Linked DNA regions of Homo sapiens: region 2 is linked to region 1. A link is a loop called in an ENCODE intact Hi-C map of the cell type or tissue named here. Cell type or tissue: heart left ventricle. All regions are shown on one strand.

What was found. Peaks named below come from ENCODE experiments on the same cell type or tissue, not always from the same donor. Only the 100,000 strongest peaks of a DNase experiment are listed, where the experiment ranks them.
Region 2: it touches region 1 in a loop (2.5-fold over the local background); 2 of 110 quality-filtered maps call a loop at or near these places.

The regions. Positions count from the first base shown.
Region 1 is chr17:65,915,237-65,923,236 of GRCh38, forward strand. All of the region lies in intron 19 of CEP112 (centrosomal protein 112), which reads right to left. Among named protein-coding and RNA genes, the nearest start is that of CEP112, 270 kb to the right of the region's middle. In heart left ventricle, a CTCF peak has its summit at 3,864; no DNase peak of the experiment used is centred here; H3K27ac peaks cover 450 bases.
Region 2 is chr17:65,851,380-65,859,379 of GRCh38, forward strand. CEP112 (centrosomal protein 112) reads right to left here. Exons shown (of 27, transcript NM_001199165.4): 21 at 425-655. Among named protein-coding and RNA genes, the nearest start is that of AXIN2, 290 kb to the left of the region's middle. RefSeq lists an enhancer at 3,479-4,678. In heart left ventricle, no CTCF peak of the experiment used is centred here; no DNase peak of the experiment used is centred here.

The sequences.
Region 1 (8,000 bases):
TCAGTTGGGAAACTTTTAAGTCACATTTTAGCCCACTCTTTACCTTACATTCTATTTCACAACCATTGACAAGTCCTGCCTGCAAAATAGATCCCAAATCTGACTACTCCCTGTCTCCCCCACCACTCCCACCCTAGTCCCAGCCCGGTAACCTCTAACCAGCCCACTGCAATCATCTCCTAACTAGGTCCCCTGCATCCTCTCCTGCCTCCATCGTAATCAAAGCTCCACACAGCAACTGGAGAGATCTTTCAAAAATGCAAACTAGGCCGGGTGCAGTAGCTCACGCCTGTAATCCCAGCACTTTGGGAGGCTGAGGTGGGTGGATCATGAGGTCAGGAGTTCGAGACCAGCCTGGTCAACATAGTGAAACCCTGTCTCTGCTAAAAATACAATAAAAAATTAGCCAGGCGTGGTGGTGGGTGCCTGTAGTCTCAGTTACTTGGGAGGCTGAGGCAGGAAAATCGCTTGAACCCAGGAGGCGGAGGCTGCAGTGAGCTGAGATCACACCACTGCACTCCAGCCTGGGTGACAGAGTGAGACTCAAACTCAAAAAAAAAAAAAAAAAAAAAGAGAAAAGCAAACCAGATCTTGCTCAAATGCTCCAGTGGCTTCTCAACACACTCAGAATAAAATCCAATCTCCCACCATGGTCCATAGGATGTGACAAAATCTACCCTGTACTGTACTTTGGCTCCTACCACTCTCTTCCAAGTTCACTCCATTCCAGCTACAAACTAACCCATCTCATGGCTGTTGCAACCATCCACCTGGAATGTTCTTTCCTTACCTCAGGTTTTTGTATGGTTTCCTCCTTCACTTCATCCAGGTCTTAATTTGAATATCATTTCAGTAGAGTCCTTCACTAACAATCTTATCTACAATAACACCTTGTATAAAATAATAACCATTTATAAAGTAGCCCTTTCACTCACAAACACTTTAGCTTGCTCTATTTTTCTTCACAACAGTTATCATTACCTCACCCTACCTTAAATTATGTTTTGAAAAAGAGTGTGTGTGTGTGTGTGTGTGTGTGTGTGTGTGTGTGTGTGTATGTGTGGTAGGAGTAGTGGTGGTGGGTAGTGGTAGTGTTTTTCTCTTCCATCACAAGGGTAAAGACTCTATATTTTGTTCACTGTTATATCCCAAGCACTTGGAAGAGTGTTTAGCACATAGTAATTCAATAAACATGTGTGAAATAATGAATGATTGAGAAGGCATTAGTTCCACTTTATATTTTTAATGTACTTAAAGAAGGAATAATGAGTTAGTCCATATCACTATCCAGGAAAACAGCTTCTTTTTTTTTTTTTGAAATGGGTGGGTGGGGTCTTGCTCTGTCACCCAGGCTAGATGGAGTGCAGTGGTGCTATCAAAGCTCACTGTAACCTTGAACTCCCAGGCTCAAACAACCCTCGCACCTTAGCCTCTAAAATAGCTTGGAACACAGGTGCAAGCCACCATGCCAGTCTAATTTTTTTTTTTTAATAGAGATGGGGGCCTCACTACGTTGCCCAGGCTGGTCTCTCACTCCTAGCTCCAAGCAATCCTCCCTCCTGGGCCTCCTGAGTTACTGGAAATACAGGCATAAGCCACTGCACCCAGCCCATCTTTGCTCTTTTAATATTCACTCTAGCTAAAGGTGCCACTTGTTTTAACCTAGATGAGAACAGCTCCAGGCCAAAAGAAAAAAAAAGAGGAAGAGAAGGCTCTTCAATTGCCTTTCACTAAATATCAGCACCCTTTCTATGACTCTAGGCTCCGACCACTGGACCTGGACACAGGGGCCCAGGCTCTATAGCCTCACAGCCTGGGGCTCTGAGTCTGGCAGCCTAATGGCTGGGAATCTGGTACTTTGCCATTGCCTGCAGGACCAATCTGTGACTTGTGGTGTAGCTGCATTCCCTGAATTTGGTGCTTATTCAAAGAAGTAAGTTGAAAGGAAGCATCATTAGATCAAGGATTGCATTTGTCTTGATCACCACTGAGGACCACAGGGGCTGATATGTAGCTGGGGTTCAAAAATGTATTAGGAATTGGAAGAGGAAGGTCAAGCAAAAAAAGACTTTCAAAAAGAGTATGATAAGGTAAGCAAGAATAAAAGAGAGTAAGAGCAGCATACTGGATGTACCATAAATCATACATATCTAGAAATCAATAAGTCATATGGTAATCCATTTGGAAGGGATTTTAGGGAGCCCCACAAATCCATGGTCATTTACCACATTACCTCAATACCGAAGAGAAAGTTTACGAAGTCTTTCTACTTGGATCAGTCTTGCTATCACCCAAATAATTTTAAACAATTCCCACTTTTATTTGCTCTCCTGTCCATGTAATTCCTCCAGTCTCAGCAAATGATTTTGCCGCCTATCTGACAAAGAAAAACCTCAGTAATAAGAATGTCTTCATCTGCCTTTTGCAGATCCACAAACTTCTACACACCTGGCCTTCCCTTCTTTTCTCACGAGGCACAGGAGACAGACCTGGCCATCATCCAAGGCCAGCAGCTCCCCACGTGATGTGGGGAGCTGCCCAGTATCTCCACCTTCTTGGGAACATACACTAGTGAGTGTCTTCCCCTTTCCTCCCTCTCTTCCTTTCCACCATCTCCTTTTCCAGTGTAGACTAAATAGTCTCATTTAAAAGAAACCTGGCTGGGCGCGGTGGCTCACGCCTGTAATCCTAGCACTTTGAGAGGCCAAGGCAGGTGGATTGCCTGAGCTCAGGAGTTCAAGACCAGTCTGGGCAACACGATGAAACCCTGTCTCTACTAAAATACAAGAAAAAATTAGCCAGGCGTGGTGGCGTGTGCCTGTAGTCCCAGCTACTTGGGAGGCTGAGGCAGGAGAATTGCTTGAACCTGGGAGGTGGAGGTTGCAGTGAGCCGAGATTGCGCCACTGCACTCCAGCCTGAGTGACAGAGCAAGACTCTGTCTCAAAAAAAAAAAAAAATTAAAATTAAAATAAAAGAAGCCTAAGCTTGAAGGTTATACCACCTAGCTAAGTAATGACTAGAATATTTGCAAAGGACAAGGATTGGGAATCACGTGCTATCTGCTTTTTAAATATCCCAACTGACCTTCACTTAAAATTTCCTACTTGCTTATCTTGCAGAATTTGTTTTGTCTTTGCTACTGTGTTTGCTAACAAAATATTTTAAGTTTTAAATAATGGCAGCTTGTAAGAAGTTGGCCCTTCAGTGTTTTTTGTTTTTTGTTTTTTTTGTAATCATTGACAATAAGCACTTATTCTTTCTGGAGAAGCTGGCCACTTGTTTATCTGCTGAACTACATTTCTCCTTCAAGGCTTTGTAGTGGAAAGCAAAGATATAAAACACAAGATTAAAGAATGATCTCATGGAGTTGCCAAAGAAATCTCTATAGTCCAGGAAGTCCTAGCATGCCTGGTTGGTTGTTTGTTTCCAACTTGAATGAGGTTTGTGAAAAGACAATTAGAATTGTCTTTTTGTTCCAATGGGTTATACAGGAAAGAAACAGGAAATCTTGATGAAAGCTTGGGCTTTACAGGATATTTGTGTGAGCATTTAGCCCATGTGTTTGATGTTTTTCTTTCCACATCTGCACACTTTATGCCTGGATTTTGGCTAAGATACTTTAAAATACTACTTCGCTGTTTTCACTTCATTACAGTTCCTGGCACGGTGCTTTCTGTAAGAGAGGGGCTCAAAAATTAAAACTGGAGAAGGAAACTGAGGCCCAGAGGCACAAGTCCATTCATTCCCTCTGAATGTCAGTCAGTTCCCTCGTTATAAAATGTGAGGATTAGACCGGATAAGTGCTTTTAAAACTTTTCCACCAAAGTACTCTCAGCAGCAGTGAAAATGAATAGCACCCCCCTGGGGGATCTGAGGGCATAGCCTGAAGCAGCCTCTGCAAGCTGGAAGTTTCTTTGAAATGTCCTATTTTGTCTTCTTCATGAGAACTTTGCATTTTACAAAACAGGAAAGTCTATGTTTGTTTTAATAGGAATGTTACCTCAATAGTAAAACTACGTTGCTTTCCCACAATCGAACTGAGTGGATGCAACACTCCAGGAAGCATGTACGCAGCCTCAGGAACCCCTGGCACTTGCTCACACTCCCCCGGGGATCACCTTACCTGAGTTGGAGAAGCAAGGGCCCAGATGCTCGGCGTCTAAATCCCCTCCTGATGTGAAATGCTATCATCATAACACTGACAATTTTACCTTTTAGAGAAAAGTAAAACAAAATAATAGAAAAATATTCACACTTCCATTTGAATGGCAACTGAGAAAGTAGGCAAGAGTCCTGATACAGGGAAATCCAGCCAGACAGGTACCTAAATGAATGAGTCAGCGGTGGAATCAGAGAAGTCGGTCTGTCAAGAGGGGCTGGGAATCTAATCAGGCAGATGAACAGAAAGTCCCAGAATCTTGGTTTTGGAAGAGACCACTGCAGTAAGACAGCCCCCGGAAGGCACAGTATCCCTCCAGAATACTCCAAAAACACACCGCAACCCACTCACACTGGAAACTTACTTTCTCACAAGAAAAACTGTTGCACATTTGAAGGAGGAGTTCTTTAGAAAAGAACTACCTTGAAACAATTCAAAATATTCCTCATGGTACCATGTATGTATGGGTTCAATTTCTGCCCCCTGGAACTCCGCGGGAGTGCATTTAGAGTGGGGGTCAAGGGCAGGCCTCAGGTTCAGGTTCCGAATCCACCACCTATGAACTCTGTGGGACCCTGGGCCATTTACTCAAATGGATGTACTTCAGTTTCTACAACTAGAAGATGAAAACAATAAACAGTGTAGCTACCTCACAAGATTTCTGTGAGTCAGGTGCAGTGGCTCACGCCTGTAATCCCAGCACTTTGGGAGGCAGAGGCAGGTGGATCACCTGACATCAGGAGTTCGAGACCAACCTAGCCAACATGGTGAAACCCTGTCTCTACTAAAAATACAAAAATTAGCCAGGAGTGGTGGCGTACCACGTGTAATCCCAGCTACTTGGGAGGCTGAGGCAGAAGAATCACTTGAACGTGGGTGGCAGAGGTTGCAGTGAGCCGAGATTGCACCACTGGCACTCCAGCCTGGGTGACAGACCAGGACTCTGTCTAAAAACAAACAAACAAAATATATATATATATATATATATATATATATATATATATATATAATTATAATATATAATATGCATTATACATATATTTTATATATATATATTACTGTGAAGATGGGGAGTGGCTGAATATGTGTAAAGCAAGCAGAGTAGTGCCTGGTCCAGGGTAGATCCTAATAACTGTGGGCTTTTAGGATTTTTATCACACAGACCAAGCCCAGTACTCCCTGAAATTCAGACCTTAAATTTACAAACAGAGAGATATGCAATCCTCCCTTTAAATATTCCCCTCTGACATAGTTCCAGACCTTTCTACACTCTGAAAACTCTTCTCTGAACATGTTCGAGTTTGTCAGTGGCCTGCTTAAAATGTGGTGACCAAAATCGACCTATTCCTTATGTGACCTGAAATGTAAACAATAGCTGGGACCATATCTGCCAGCCCTCTTGTCCCCTGTGTCCCAGGCACCACACTCCCCTTATCTCTGAGGCTTTCTGTCTTCCTTCTACTTTTGCAACTGATTTTCTAAACCAAACCATGGCATTTTATATTCAACCTCAATAAATGTAATCTTCTTAATTCCAGCCAGCTTAAAGCTGCAGAAAACTCATTTTTTTTAATCCTACATATTAACTATTCCTCAGAACTCTAAGCATTGGGAAACTTTAAACTTTTTTTTTTTAATCCCTTATCATCCTCGACTGACTGAGAGACACAGAAATCTCACTTTAGGTTAACACTAATCATTCAGAGATGGCCCTTTGAACTATCACTTAACCACATAAAGGTACCAATATTCAAACCATATTTCCCCATACTGCCTTCATGTAGGCACCGTCAGACGGCTCCACGAAAGCCAGATATATTACATCTACTCCTATTTCCTTATCTACCAGCCTGGCTGCCCTGTTCAAAGAAGGAAATGAGCTTAGTTTAATCGGCTTCATTCTTAGTGTACTCATGCTGGCTTGTAGAGCTCACTACTGTATGCCTATCGTTTGTCATGATAAACTTCCACAGGAAAAAATCCTAACAATTTGGAGTGGTCAGGGGAAACACTGTTACAGTTAACAGAATATTCTGCTGAAAAAAAAAAGCTAACTAAAAAAGTTTGTATATTGTCACATCAATAAATATTCTCCTAAAATGTACTAGCTCATACTCCTGCCTTCATCTTTCCTTAGTGAACTACCACCTGGGATCTTCATTCTCAGCATTGATTCTAATGTATAGACCTCTAGATATAGAAAGAATAAAAACAGGTGAAATCTGCACCCACCTGAGGTACGCTTGTGTGTGTTTTTACATTCCTGTTATATACTACATTTGTATCATCTCTTTTCATGAAAAAAAGAAAGAAAAATGGATGCAATGGTGTATGGCTTCCATTAATAGTATCAATTCTTTAAAGAATTTATCGGTATCCCTTATTGTGTTAGTATTATTTTTGATCAATACAAAGACAAAACTTTGATAGATTTTAAAATCTATCATTCTGAGAAAAGCCTTTGAAGTTTACATGCTTCCAGACAAATTTATATATTTTTTTTACATTAAAAAAGTGAAACTGTCACAATGTGGATAATAGGGGGTATAGAAAAAAAGAATTCACCATGATTCCATCCTCTAAAAAATAACTAGGATTTTTGAGATTAAGGATAATTGGGTCAGAGGGTGTAAGCGTTTTTCATGACTCTTGGTAGAATCTGCCAAAATCCTTTCCAAAAAGCCTGTAATGCCACTAGCATGTATAAAAGTACCAATTTCACTAAACTTTTACCGACTTTAGATGGCACATCATGGTTAATTCTAATTTGCATTTTTATTAACACCAAGAGTAACGATGTTTCTACATGGCTGTTCACTTAATTCATTTCTTATCTCTCTCTTTCCTTTGCCAGGTCACTTATTGGGACATTAATGATTTTCTTATGGTTTATGCTAATTACTATATTTAATCTGCTAATTATTTTTATATATTATACATTTATTAATTTTATAAGGAGAGTTACTCTTTGCCTAAGATATCTGCTTCAATTATTTCTTCAATTACTTTTTTAACTCAAAATACTTTTTATTTAGTCAAATGCATTTCAATTTTCCTTGGCGTTTTTTTCTTATTGTGTCTGACTTTCAAAGTCAGTGGTGTGCCAAAACAATTACAAAATAAATGCAGATCAGGTGCTGACATCATTTGGCCACACTTGGTTATAAATTTGTGACCCATGTGATTATCATCAAAATGAGAATATAATTTTAAAACTCCCACAGAGAACTCTGCAACATCTTACACTCATCCTGTAGTATCATAACCTCTGACTAGCATTTGTGTTACATAAAGAGCTTTAAATTTGGTTTTCCCTTCTCCCCTGTTCCTTCCTCAGTTTACTTAGAGGAACTGACATTTTTCTTATTTTTCTTAGTGCTTCTAATATTGTTTTTAATACAAAATTACCTCAATTATACTTTGTAACTATAGCATAATAAAAAGTAACATTCATTGCCCTTCCTTAATATTTTTATTTACATTTGATTATTACCTCTGTTTCCCTCTTACCACCCCTTCCTCCCCAATTCCAGCCTCCAATTCTTCATCTAGTTTTCTAAACCTAGTTTCTGAAACCAGTTTCCAAGCAACTTCCCCCATCACTAAAGTTGTGGAAAACATCCTCCATGGCACTTCAGATAACAGTGTATTTCAGGGGAAATACCTATTTTTAATTTAGCATGTGTCAGAACGACTTTCAGTTGCCATCCCATATTAATCGGAAATTAACTACTTCATTTTTATATAAAACCATTTTTTTAAAAAAAAGAATCTGATAGAATAACTCCATTGCACCGGCTTTTGCAGTTAGAAAGTCTGAAGTTATCCATACTTTGGCAC
Region 2 (8,000 bases), 64 kb before region 1:
TTATGTGACACTGTTATAAAAAGCTGTAAAATCTAGAAATGCTTATTAGACAACTGAGGGAAGATCTGAAACTTAGTCCCATTTAGGAAAATTTAGGGATACAGCCCCAGTATTTCTAATCAAAATAATATTGGACAATATTATAATATCACTTTATTACAACGTGTATTTAATTACTATGGAATAGGATATTCCATATAATCCCTTCCATGAAAGCCAAGGGAAAAGTTAGGAAATTCCCTAGATTATTTTACTGGTACTTAGACATAGGAGCAAGATACTTAAATTCCTCGACTGAAGAGTTTATACATTTAAAGAGTAATGCCATGTCTACTACCTTTTGGAGATTAAATATAAGGGTGGTGGCAATGGATTTTAAACATGGATTTCAACTGCCTATTAAAAAACTAGTTAAATATCTTACCTTTTCCAGTGTCATCTCTGTCTCAGCAGCATGAGTCTTTTTCAGCTCTATTTTCATCTTTTCTGATTCAGCCTTCAGTTTATTGACGACAATCTCATGTTCCCTTGTAGCCCTTTGCTTTTCCTCTTCACGAAGAAGACCAAGCTCTACCAGCTGCTGTTTCCGCTGTGAGTTCACATTGATCAATTCTTCTCTCAACTTGTGAACCTGGGCCTCCATGTCGGCAATAACCTTGTTTTTAAAAATGGAAAAATGGGCAGAAGATATCAATAGGGAAGTCACAAAAGAAGAACCAATGGGCAAAAGGCCAATAAATGAAATATGAACATATGGAATAGAAAGCTTAGATTGCACTCCATCCTTCCTTCTTTCCTTCCTTCCCTCCCTCTTTCCCTCTCCCTTCCTTCCTTCCCTCCCTCTTTCCCTCTCCCTTCCTTCCTTCCTTCCGTTCCCTTTCCTTCCCTCCCTCCCTCCTTCCCTTCCCCTCCTCCCTTCCCTTCCCTTCCCTTCCCTTTCCTTCCCTTTCCTTCCCTCCCTCCCTCCTTCCCTTCCCCTCCCCTCCTCCCTTCCCTTCCTTCCTTCCCTCCCTCCCTTCCCTCTCCCTCCCTCCCTCCCTTCCTTCCTTCCCTCCCTTTCCTTCCTTCCCTCCCTCCCTCCCTTTCCTTCCTTCCTTCCTTCCCTCCCTCATTCCCTCCCTCCCTCCCTCCTCTACTTCCTTCATTCCATATTCCCATGTCATTCCTTCCTAGCTCAGAGGCAAATACCACCTGGAACATTTTACCATACTTTTGGATCTTTAAACAACATATTGTTTAGTTTTACTTGTTTCTAATTTCTATGTAAATGGAATATTACATGTATTTTTCTGAAACTTGCTGTTTCAAATATTCAACATCATCATGTTCCTGAAATTCATCCAGTGTTCCCTATTGGATTTTTACTTTTTATTGATTGATTTCTGCTTTTATTTTTATGTCCTTCTTCCTACTTTCCTAAGGTTTATTTTGTATTCTTTCTTCTAACTTCTTATTTTGGATACTTAACTCATTTATTTTTTATCATTTCTTCTTTTCTGATTTATAAATGTAAGACTACAAATGTCTCTCTGGATACTGATTTAGTTCCATCTCTTTGGTTTAGATATGTGGTATTTTCATTATCGTTTAGTTCAAAATACTTTTTTAACTTCCATTATAATTTTTGTCTTTGACTTATGAACCATTTAGAAGTATGTTTCTTAATTCCCAAGCATATGGGACATATTAGTTTCCCAGGGTTGCCATAACAAAGTAGCACAAACTAGATGGCTTAAAAGAACAGAATTTTATTCTCTCATAGTTCTGGAGGCTAGAAGTCTTAAAATCAAGGTGTTGGCAGAGTTGGTTCCTTCTGGAAACTCTGAAGGAGAAGCTGTTCCATGCCTGTCTCCTAGCTTCTGGTATTTCCTGACAGTCACTGTGCCTTGGTGTGTAAATGCATCATTCCAATCAGTGCCTTTGTCTTCAGATGGATTTGTTCTCTCTGGGTGTCTGTGTCTCTGTGGTGCTGTATTTTATAAGGACACTGGTCATACTGGATTTAGGGCCCACCTTAATCCAGCATCACCTAATTTTAACTTGATTACATCTGCAAAAATTCTATTTCCGGCCAGGCGCAGTGACTCATGTCTGTAATCCCAGCACTTTGGGAGGCCGAGGCGGGTGGATCACAAGGTCAGGAGTTCAAGACCAGCCTGGCCAAGATGGTGAAACCCCGTCTCTACTGAAAATGCAAAAATTAGCTGGGCATGGTGGTGGGCACCTGTAATCCCAGCTGCTCGGAAGGCGGAGGCAGAGAACTGCTTGAACCTGGGAGGTGGAGGTTGCAGTGAGCTGAAATTGCGCCACTGCACTCCCGCCTGGGCAACAGAGCGAGACTCCATCTAAAAAAAAAAAAAAAATTCTATTTCCGGTTCTGTGTAGACAGGAAATTTTGAGAGGGACACCATTAAACTCAGGAAATGGACTTCAGTGGTTATTGTTTTGTCATTCACTTCTAATTGCACTGTGGCCAAAGAATGTAGTCTATCTCCCATTAATTCTTTGCAAATTTTGAGAATGTTTGATGGCAAGTTATGTAGCCAATTTTTTAAAAGCTTCATGTATGATTGCTAAGAAATGTCTATGCTGTATTTTCTACAGTTTTCAGTGCTATATCCTATACATGCCTATCATATCAAGCTTGTTACATAGTTGAAATCTTCTGTCACTTACTTACTGCCACTAACACATTAGCCAGCAATGCAACATTTCCCAAAACACAATGATAAATGTTTCATTTCATGCCTAATGTATGTTCAACAAGCACAGCCTAAACCAACATTTCCTTGACTGGAAACCAGAAAAATAAAAAAGTGACAGGAATCCAAATGTCACATTATGATGCTGGGAATAAGAATACAAAGCTAAATGATGAGAAGTTGCTTTGGTCAAAATATCTACAAGAATTATTTCATTTTCAATATAAATATTATATTCATCCAATTTTTAATTTTAACAATTTTGTGATTTCTACATGATAAATAATAATTGCTATAATTTTGAGTGTTTACTTTGCACCAGGCATCTTATTTTGGATTGTGTTCAGTATACATTAGCTCAACTATTAACCCTGTGGCCTCTCTACACTAGACTGGAAAAGACATCTAGAACAGTAACATTTGTGTTAGAGGAAAGAAAATGCTTTATAGTAATAAATCTGAGCCTTCGAGGCTGGAGGTGATAGGATGTCCCATTTTTATCCTGCCTTTCTAAGAAAAGCTTACTTGAACTAGTCCCAAAGGAATATGTGAGAGGACTTTATATAAAAGGCTGATCCTTGTAAACCTGTAGTGGAAAAATTAGTTATTTTTTCTTCAGGAAATCTATGCACTGTTTTAACATCTATTTGTTTCTCTATTTCATAGATTGATATCTGTGTATCAATAATCAGCTGTGGATCAATTGTCCGTGAAAACAGTCTTTTACCTTTTGTTCTTTGTTTTATAATGATTCTTTTGAACCCAAGAGAAGAGATAGTCAATGCAATCAGATTCTGAAATAGAGGATACATCTTCTAAAAACAGATAGACTTTAGCAGTGACAACAGTTATGTGTTTGGGAGGCAGAACATTCTTTTTTTAAAAAAAAGCTCAGGGATATCAACATGGCAGACAAGGATGGGTTGCTGGCTCCCTTCCCCAAAATCAATCCTGGAGAAAGCACAGGAAGCATGAATCTGAGATACTAATAACTATAACAATAATAAACATAACAAAAGCAAATTTTGAGAAGCTCCTGGGTGGAATAAAGACAGTCCTAAGGGGGTACAGCCTGGGGAAGAAAATAATAGAAAACCGCTGTAAGAAGGTGGGTTGCAGGAATGCTTTACCTTCTGCTCTTGTCTCTCTCTTTTGTAGCCAGGTAAAATCATATCTGTTCCATTACCATGTTGGGAGCAAGAACTCAACATAGTGTTGACATCAGTCAGTCAATACCAAGGAAAGCAAAGCCCTCCTTGGGTGAGGAGTTGAAGAAAACAGGCACAGACTTCTCTGAACTTCCTGGGTATTCCCCCTTCCAAAGGCTTCCCTCCAAACTCCCAGGACTAGTGACTCAGTCATTAGACACTCACTTCCAGGAGCTTAGGTAAATTCCCGACCAGCAGGTTTTCCTGATGAAGTAACTGTGAAAGGGAGTGGTACGGCAATGAAGGGCTCTGTCTTGGGGTTCATAATCTTGTCCTTCTATAAGCTCATCCAACAGGTCAGGGACTAAAGGTGGGCTTCTGCTCTTCCCCAGTCAGGATATCTGATAGTCCCAGGGGAAAATGGGCTCCCTGGCCAAAGTAAATAAACCTGAGGAGCAAAACTACTACCAAAAAGAGACACCTAAATAACATATATTATCTGAAGCAGTATAATTGGAACAGATGAAACAAGAATTTTTTAAGTGCGTAATAGGCCGGGTGTGTTGGCTTATGCCTGTAATCACAGCACTTTGAGAGGCCAAGGCAGGTGGATCACTTGAGCCTAGGAGTTCAAGACCAGCCTTGGCAATATAGTGAGGCTCCTTCTCTACAGATAATACAGAAATGAGTCAGGTGTGGTGGGGTGTGCCTGTAGTCCCAGCTACTCAGGAGGCTGAGGAAAGAAGATCAATTGAGCCCAGGAGGCTGCAGTGAACCGTGGTCATACCCTGTACTCCGGCCTGTGTGACAGAAGGAGATCTTATCTCCAAAAAAAGTCCATAATAAACATACAAATAGTAATATATATATACTTAATATACTGAAAAGTGTAATGGAAGAAGTTACAGACATGAAGCTGCAATTAATGTCATAGAAGAAGGAAAAAGTGAAAATGATAGGAAAAAGAGCAAGTTAGCTAAAGCCAAAGAATAGAATTGCGCATTGGAAGGATGGTAAGATTGAAGAACTCCCTGGGAGGCAGCAGAGAAAGATAATAATACAGAAAATGTAAAAGAAAAGCTAATATTTGTGGAGGACAGAGGAAGTGACAACATCTAAATAATAGAGTCTGAGAAAAATAGAATTGGAAAGATTTTATCCAAGCTCAAGCTGATTTGAAAGTCTGCTTTTTATCACATACTGTATCATCTCAAAGTATTAAGAATTTCTCTTAAGGAAGAGTACATATTTATTGTACTTTATTAATTTGTTATTGTGCGTTTCTATCCCCTAATTTTCACTATGGTTAGTACAAAGTTAACATCCAAAAGCCATAAGTCCATAATGTCTTTTTTTGAAAATTAAAAAATACATACATTTTTATAGATTTGGGAGCATAAGTACAGTTTTGTTACTTGGATATATTGCATAGTGGTAAAATCTGGGCTTTTAGTGTAACTACCAACCAAATATTATACATTGTGCCCACTAGGAAAATCTTTAAAAAATGAGCAAAAATGTTAGTTTTCCAAAAGCAGTGAGACCATCCCAAATCGAGTTTCAATCTCTGTCAATGTAAATCAAAGTATTGTTATGCACATTGTCATCACTGTGTAGATACTGTTCTATATTTTCACACACCCAATTTTAATTTAATTCCCATTTATTAGCATATTTGTCATATTTAGTGGCTCCCTAGTATTTCACCCTTCCAGTACAGGCATATCACAGAGATATTGTGTGTTTGGTTCCCGACCACCTCAATAAAGCAAATATTGCAATGAAGTGAATACTGCGATGAAGCAAATATCTCCATAAAGTGAGTCACATAAATTGGTTGGTTTCCCAGTGCATATAAAAGTTATAGACTATTCAGGAGTGTCTGAGGGAGAGAATACAGTCATGGGTTCTTGGTTTCTGTTTCTGGTTGGGCCAGTAAAGCCCCTTCCTCATCCCTCTTTTCTGCTTATCACTAAAGACAGAAACTTTAAAACCATGGCTTCTGGCTGCTAAAAGCCTAAAGCAAAACAAAACAGAACAACAACAACAAAATAAGGTGGGTTGGACAAGCTTGCAGTTTATTCAGTGAGCATTATGTCTAAAAAACAATGTGCATTCCTTCATTTAAAATACATTATTGCTAAGAAGGGTTAATGATCATCTAAGCCATTCTTAAGTCCTAATCTTTTTGCTGGTGGAGAGTCTTGTCTTGATACTGATGGCTTGCTAACCGAACTCCTGACCTCGTGATCCGCCCACCTCAGCCTCCCAAAGTGCTAGGACTACAGGTGTAAGCCACCACACCTGGTCAATGTTTATTATTTCAATGCATTAATGGAGTAAATTATATTATAGGTTATTTTCAAACGTTACATCAACCTTAGGTTACATTCAATTTTTTCCATAAGATAATATTACTGGATTCAGTTTGCTAATAATTTGCTAATGATTTTTGAGAGACTGACCTGAGGGATTTTTTTTTTTGGACTCTCCTTGGCATATTTTTAAATTGATGTTATGCTAGTCTCATAAATTCAGTTGCTGAATGATGCTACCTTTTTCATCCTCTGAAAGAATCAGTATAAGATGAGTTATTTGTTTCTTAAATATTTAGTGGAACTGGCCAGTAGGGCCATCTGGGCTTGATATTGTATATCTGGAAAACATTTTGACTACTATTTCAATTTTTCTGATGGTTATAGGATGATTCACATTTTCCGGTCTTTTACAGAGTCAGTTTTGGTAAATTTTTATAGTTTAGGAATTTTTCCTCTTCCCCTAAATTTGACATTTGTTGGCATTTATAAATTTCTATGTCCTTGCATTCTCTACAACTTGGTGATTACATACGTTATTTTTATACATTATTGGACTTGATTTGCTAATAATTCCAGATTTGTATGTGTGTGTTCATGAGTGAGTTGGCCTGGAATTTTTATTTCTCTTCTTGTACCAGTCATCTTTTCTATCAATATTACAATCTTTTAAATTGGTTTGAGAGTATTTTTCTCTTTCTCGCTTCTCTGGAAAAGTTTGTAAAAGACTACAGTGACCTGTCCCATGGGAGATTTTTATAGAACTCACCTGTAAAATTATATGAACTCAGTGTTTTCTTTGTTGAAAGATTTTTAACTGTTTTTAAAATTTGCTTAATTATATTAGATTATTTAGTTTCCTGTTTTGTCTTGCGGCATTTTATGTATTCCTGGAAATTTGTCCATTTCACCTGGGTTCTCCAATTATTGGCATAATGCTTTTTTAATATCTTATTTTTTTAATCTCTGATGATCTGGAATATATCCTTTTTAAAATTTAATGTTATTAATATCTCTCTTTTATTGATAACATTACCATAGCTTTATTTTTATTCCCAATATTGTTTATTTGCACTTTGTTCTTTGATCAGTCCTACCAGAAATTGCTTCATTTTTCTAACTTCTTAAGCTGGTTGCCTACTTCATTAACAATTAACCGTTTAAAAATAAATGGCAGGTTAAGTGTACCCATTTCTCTCATTTTAGCTTCATCCTTCAAGATTTGAGAAGTACTATTTTCATTATCAATTATTTCTAAGTATTTTAATTTAAATGTTATGAACTTATTTTTGATTAGGAAATACGTTGACATTGATAAGAATTTATAAGCCACAAAAGTAGATACAGTAAACTATCTTCCACTCACCCGGACTGTCATCAATAACCACCTCATCCCCACCCAAAATAGTACCAATGTAAAAAGTGTCAAAAGTGTCTTAGGTCTAATTCCAGAAGATCAATTCTTAGGTCTAATTCCAGAGATCAATTCAAAGTGCTTTTAATTTTACCTTAATTTTATCTTATGGAAAAAACTGAATGTAATCTAAGGTTGATGTAACGTCTGAAAATAACCTATAATATAGTTTACTCCATCAATGCATTAAAAGAAAAAACATTGGCCAGGTGCGGTGGCTTATGCCTGTAGTCTTAGCACTTTGAGAGGCCGAGGCGGGCAGATCACGAAGTCAGGAGTTCAAAACCAGCCTGGCAACATGGCAAAACCCGTCTCTACTGAAAATACAAAAAGTAGCTGGGCGGGGTGGCAGGTGCCTGTAATCTCAGCTACTTGGGAGGCTGAGGCAAGAGAATCGTTTGAACCCAGGAGGCGGAGGTTG